Linked DNA regions of Homo sapiens: region 2 is linked to region 1. Evidence: read pairs that join two places in POLR2A ChIA-PET (ENCODE). Cell type or tissue: CD4-positive, alpha-beta T cell. All regions are shown on one strand. Each heading gives the region's core, and the rest is flanking DNA. Links, peaks and the distances in the headings are about the cores only.

What was found. Peaks named below come from ENCODE experiments on the same cell type or tissue, not always from the same donor. Only the 100,000 strongest peaks of a DNase experiment are listed, where the experiment ranks them.
Region 2: POLR2A ChIA-PET joins it to region 1 with 5 read pairs; 3 of 35 experiments call an interaction of 5 or more read pairs at or near these places.

What each region holds. Positions count from the first base shown.
Region 1 is chr22:39,088,967-39,091,871 of GRCh38, forward strand. LOC101927202 (a long non-coding RNA gene) reads left to right here and starts at 2,096. Exons shown (of 2, transcript XR_938259.3): 1 at 2,096-2,830. RefSeq lists an enhancer at 1-393. In CD4-positive, alpha-beta T cell, for the core only: no CTCF peak of the experiment used is centred there; DNase peaks (open chromatin) are centred at 1,655, 2,005 and 2,355; H3K4me3 peaks cover 1,226 bases; H3K27ac peaks cover 2,432 bases.
Region 2 is chr22:39,387,191-39,390,095 of GRCh38, forward strand. No RefSeq gene overlaps it. Among named protein-coding and RNA genes, the nearest start is that of TAB1, 11 kb to the right of the region's middle. In CD4-positive, alpha-beta T cell, for the core only: no CTCF peak of the experiment used is centred there; DNase peaks (open chromatin) are centred at 1,191 and 1,681; H3K4me3 peaks cover 1,284 bases; H3K27ac peaks cover 1,028 bases.

The sequences.
Region 1 (2,905 bases), core at 181-2,680:
TCAATAGTCTGGACCCCAGCTGCGTGCCTGCCTTGTCCCCCCCTTACAGGGGACCAGGGTGAATCTCAGGTGAAGCCTGCACCTGTGAAGGAGGCCATTCTCCCTGCTCCCATCCCTGCCACCCACATGGGGAACCAGCTCCTTCTTGTCCCCGAGGACTTTTCCTGGGCTCTGGTGGAAACTCCAGCGGGATATGGGGTCTTACATTTTCCCTCAATGTTGCAGAGGCTGAAATGGGGGCGGGGCTGTCACTCCCCAGGAGCTGACCCCTGTCACCTGTGCTTAGAAGTGTCTCCGGGAGGCACAGTGTTTTATCAGTGTTATCTACAAGCATTTTACAGTGTAGTTTGTTTTTTTTGTTGTTGTTTGTTTTTGTTTTTTTTGAGACAGAGTCTCGCTGTGTCACCCAGGCTGGAGTGCAGTGGCGCGATCTCAGCTCACTGAAACCTCTGCCTCGCAAGTTCCAGGATTCTCCTGCCTCCACCTCTCGAGTAGCTAGGATTATAGGTGTGCACCACCACACCCAGCTAATTTTTGTAGTTTTAGTAAAGATGGGGTTTCACCACTTTGGTCCAGGATGGTCTCAAATTCCTGACCTCAAGCGATCTGCCCGCCTGACGTCCCAAAGTGCTTGGATTACAGGCGTTAGCCACCGTGCCCAGCCGTGAGTGCTAGTTTTAGATCGGATCCCAGGCCCCAGGCTGTGTCTGTCATGGGCAATCATGATGAACTTTTGTTGCGCTGTGCTCTGGGAAAAGCTGGACATTTTGCCACCCACTCCACTCCACTCCACGTAGCAAACAAAACAAACCCATCAGGATCCCAGCATGGAGGGCCATGCAGTCTAATGATGGTTGGACAGACTGGCAGAGGCAGCCCCGAGCTGTTCCTGGGTAAGACCAAGGGAATAAGACCATGATTCCGGTCAGTTCTTGGTGAATGTCATCCCCCTACCCCACCCTCAGAACAAATACAGATTTTCAAAATCTACCACTTTTTTCTTTCAAATTTTCTACCCATGGAAGAATGAATGACCATCCGGAGACAGCAGGGAAGGTTATTGCTTAATCAAGATGCTGGTGTGTTTCAGGGAGCTGGCCAGGGTGGAGTAGGCTTGTGGCCACGTTCCCTGGGTGGGAAGACTGAGATGGAGGTGGGCGTGGTCCAGGGACTGTCAGGAGCAGGGCTGGGGGAGACGACCTGGCACAGGGCCGTGCCTGCACACAGAGCAACAACGCCCACCATCAGGTCTGCCCTGTGCCAATCAGAAAATTCTGGACAGAGACTGTGACCCTCTGTGTCACTCTGGGGCAGGGGGTAATGGTTCCACACACTTCTATGGGGACCTGGAGAGTGGAGACCAGAGCACTGGTGGGCAGGCAGGCGAGCCTGGGTCTAAGAGCCCACTGTGCCTGCCACTGTCCCGTACCTCGGCACGTCACCTCCCCTGAAACCTCTCTTTACTCATCTGTAAAGTGGGGGCAATTATACCTCCCTCTCAACTGTGCACTTGGAGGGCAGTGAGGGCTGGATTTGGGACAGACCTGGTACGCACCAGGCGTTGGGCAAGTCTGAGTCTCCTCCTCTCCCTGAGTCAAGCTGCCTGACGTGATGGCAGTCTTCCTGCCCACAAGTTCTGGTCCAGCCCCTCCACCCAGGAAGCCCTCGGGGAGGTGATGCCACCGGCAGCGCTGTGGTTTTGGCACCCACAGGCATAGGATGGGCTGCCGTGGAAGGTGCCTGCTGTCCCTCAGGGTCTGTACCTCAGCCACCCTCCAGGGTGGGGCCCTATCCTCCTCCCACTGCCTTCTCCGGCCCTCACCACCCCGGGCAGGCACTGCTTCCCAGAGAGCCACCCGGGTCAGGAGTAAAGTGGCCTCTGTGGTCAAAGTCTGAAAAAGTTGCCCCCACACCTGCCTAACGGTGCACAGGGCTTTCTGGGGGGGTAGGGAGGAGGCAGGCAAGACTCTGGCACCTTTTCTGAGTCACATCCCTTCTACCGGGGCCCTGAGCCTGCAGGACGGAAGGATGTGGCCTTGCCTGTCAGAGGGTTCTGAGAACACGGAAGGCTCCTGAGTCCTCGAAGGGCATCCTCAGTGGGAGAGTGGCCCTGAGCAGAGAGGAGCGTAAGGGGCAAGGCACACCCCTTGAGAGGTCGGTGTCAGCAGCAAGCCCGTTTGCCTGTAGACATCTGTCTCCACTCTTTATTTATACATATTTTTTGAGTAAGGGTCTCACCCTGTCACCCAGGCTGGAGTGCAGTGGCAAGATCACAGCTTGCTGCAGACTCAATCTCCCGGGCTTAACCAATCCTCCCACTTCAGCCTCCCAAGTAGCTGAGACTTCAGGCGTGCGTCACCACACCCAGCTAATTTCCGTGTGTGTGTGTGTGTGTGTGTGTGTGTGTTTGTGTTTAGTAGGGATGGGGTTTTTCCATGTTGCCCCAGCTGGTCTTGAACTTCTAGGCTCAGGCAATCCTCCTGCCTCAGCCTCCCGAGGTGCTGGGATCACAGGTGTGAGCCGCCACTGGCAGGCATCTCCTCAACTTGACATTGCAGTGAGAAAGGGCAAAAGTAGCCGGTCTCACAGAGCAGACATGTGCTTCCCGTCCTGACCTGCAACGTGCTGCCTCCTTACAAGTGCTACCAGATCACCTGGTTCATATCCCGGAGCCCCAGCCCGGACCATGTGGTAAAAGTGGCCGAGTACAACAAAGTGAAGCTGAGCATCTTCATTGCCCGCCTCTATCACGACTGTGACCCGGGATTCCAGCACGGGCTTCGCAGACTGCAGGACACAGAGGCACGCGTGCACATCATGTCTTCTAAGGGTGAGAGGTTGGGGCCTGAGGGGTGTGTGTGGGGGAGGGACAGCATGAGGGGCAGGGGAGTCTGGGATGCCATTG
Region 2 (2,905 bases), core at 126-2,625, 300 kb after region 1:
GAGTGGGTTGGAAAGAATATGCGATGCAATTTAGATCACCCTGACTAAATCAACCACCACCGGTCGAGCAGGTGACCCTCGACTCAAGCGCTCTCCATGAGCAGGGTTTGGACGTGAGCGGGTGGGCTGGTGAGTTATCCAAGCTGGTGAGTTCTGCAGGGAGGACCCAGGACTCAGGGGTCCCCGGCTGGGAAAGAGCTTGGAAGTGGTGGAAGGCAGGTGCAGTGGACGCACAGAAGGGAGAGAGAGGAGAATGAGGAAGGACAGGCCAGAAGGTGCTCATGGATCCCACAGTGTAGGGCCTGGAGGCCTCTGTAAAGCCATGAAGGGTGGGTGACCACAACAGTGCATGCTCTCAAAAGACCACTCTGCTGGTTAGATGGTAGTCAAGAGACAGGTCACCATGACCGTGAGAGAATGGAGAAGTCCAGATGTATTTGAAGAAGGCACAGATCTGCAAATGAACCGAGGCCGGGCACGGTGGCTCACGCCTATAATCTTAACACTTTGGGAGGCCGAGGCAGGAGGATCACTTGAGGTCAGGAATTTGAGACCAGCCTGGCCAACATGGTGAAACCCCGTCTCTACTAAAAAAATACAAAAATTAGGCCGGGTGTGGTGGCTCACGTCTATAATCCCAGCACTTTGGGAGGCCGAGGCAGGCGGATCACCTGAGGTCGGGAGTTCGAGACCAGCCTGACCAACATGGAGAAACCCTGTCTCTACTAAAAATACAAAAATTAGCCGGGCGTGGTGGTGCATGCCTGTAATCCCAGCTACTCAGGAGGCTGAGGCAGGAGAATAGCTTGAACCAGGGAGGTGGAGGTTGTGGTGAGCCAAGATGGCGCCATTGCACTCCAGACTGGGCAACAAGAGCGAAACTCTGTTTCCAAAAAAAAAAAAAAAAAAAAGCAAAAATTAGCCGGGTGTGGTGGTGGGCGCCTGTAGTCCCAGCTACTTGGGAGGCCGAGGCAGAAGAATCGCTTGAACCCAGGAGGAAGAGGTTGCAGTGAGCTGAGATCGCACAACTACACTCCAGCCTGCGACAGAGAGAGACTCTGTCTCAAAAAAAAAAAAAAAAAAAAAAAAATCCCACCAGAAAAGGCTCTGGAGCCCAGGCCGGGTGGGAGGAGCAAGTGGGCGTGGCCTGGGCATGGCCCGTCGGTCAAGGTACTGGCCCTGCCCACGCCCGGGAGAGGGGCGGGCGAGAGAGATGCTAAGCCAATCGGATTGCGGTCATCGGGGGCGAGCGGAGTCTGCAAGAGGTCCGAGGAGTAGCGGGTGCCGAGGGAAGGAGCGCGGCGGGGCGGGTGAGGGATCCCGGGGCTCCGTTCCAGGACACCCAGGTTCTGACCCCGTTTAGGAGTGCGGAGGGCAGGGGCTGCCTGCAACCCAAGGAGCCCGAGCTACCCTGAAGGCCGACCCTGAGGCCGCTGCTCAGCGAGAGGAGCCGACCCTTGGGGGACAGCGGGGTCGGGTTCCAAGCCGGGGCTGCTGGGGCTGGTCAGGCCGCCCGCCCTGCTTGACCCCTCTCACCTGATGGCTCCCTTCTCCAATCTTCAAGAAGGTGAAACGTCACTGTGGTCCGCAGAGGGCAGGCCGCGTGTGCGGAGTCGCTGTCATCCCTTAGTGGCCACGCCCGCCTCCCTGTCCACTTCCCGTCTTCGTCGTTGCGGTTCAGGTGTTCGCTCCACTCTGCGGCACCAAAGGCCCGTCACGTGCTTCCCCTGCCCAGACACCCCAAACACCGAAACTGTCATCCGAAGGCCCCGCACCTGCCGCCTGTCGGATGCTGAAGAACGAATCCCAGGTGGAGAGGACAGCACCCCAAAAGGGATGGGGGATGGATTGGGGCGTCTGAGCCCCGTGGAGTATGTCAGCCTTTCAGAGCGACCCGCTCCACGCTGCGATGTGGTCCTTAAGAAGTTAGGGCCGGGCACGGCGCCTCACGCTGTAATCCCAGCACTTTGGGAGCCAAGGTGGGCGGATCATCTGAGGTCAGGAGTTCGAGACCAACCTGGCCAACATGGTAAAACCCCAACTCTACTAGAAATACAAAAATTAGCTGGGTGTGGTGGCAGGCGCCTGTAATCCCAGCTAGTCGGGAGTCTGAGGCAGGAGAATTGCTTGAACCCGGGAGGCGGAGGTTGCAGTGAGCGGAGATGGAACACCCCTGCACTCCAGCCTGGGTGACAGAGAACGACTCCGTCTCAAAAAAAAAAAAAAAGTTAGGGCCGGTCGTGGTGGCTCACGCCTGTAAGCGAGGCCAAAGCTCCAGAACAGCATCTCTACTAAAAATACAAAAATTATTCGGGCGTGGTGGTGGGTGCCTGTAATCTCAGCTACTCGGGAGTCTGAGGCAGGAGAATCGCCCGTGAACCCAGGAGGGGTAGGTTGCAGTGAGCAGAGAGCATTCCACTGCACTCCAGCCTGGGTGACAGGCTGAGCACTCACTCAGCCTGGAGCGAGACTCCATCTAAAAATAAATTAATAGATAAGTTAGGGCTGGGTGAGGTAGCTCACACCTATAATCCCAGCACTTTGGGAGACTGAAGTGGGTGGATCAATGAGGCCAGAAGTTTGAGGACAACGTCTCTACAAAAAATACAAAAATTAACCAGGCATGGTGGCCTGAACCTGTGGTCCCAGCTACTTGGGAGGCTGAGTGGAGAGGATCTCTTGAGCCCAAGAAGTTGAGGGTGCAGTGAGCCATGATCACCACCACTGCAATCCAGCCTGGGTGACAGAGTGAGACCCTTTCTCAAAAAAAAAAAAAAGTTATAATGTAATGGATTGGCCTTCATTGGACTTAAGGGAAATCATTAAACCCTGCAAGGGTTTTAACTGACTCAGGACAATTTGGAGAAATATGAAAACTATTTCAAAGAAATGCTAGGTTTCAGAA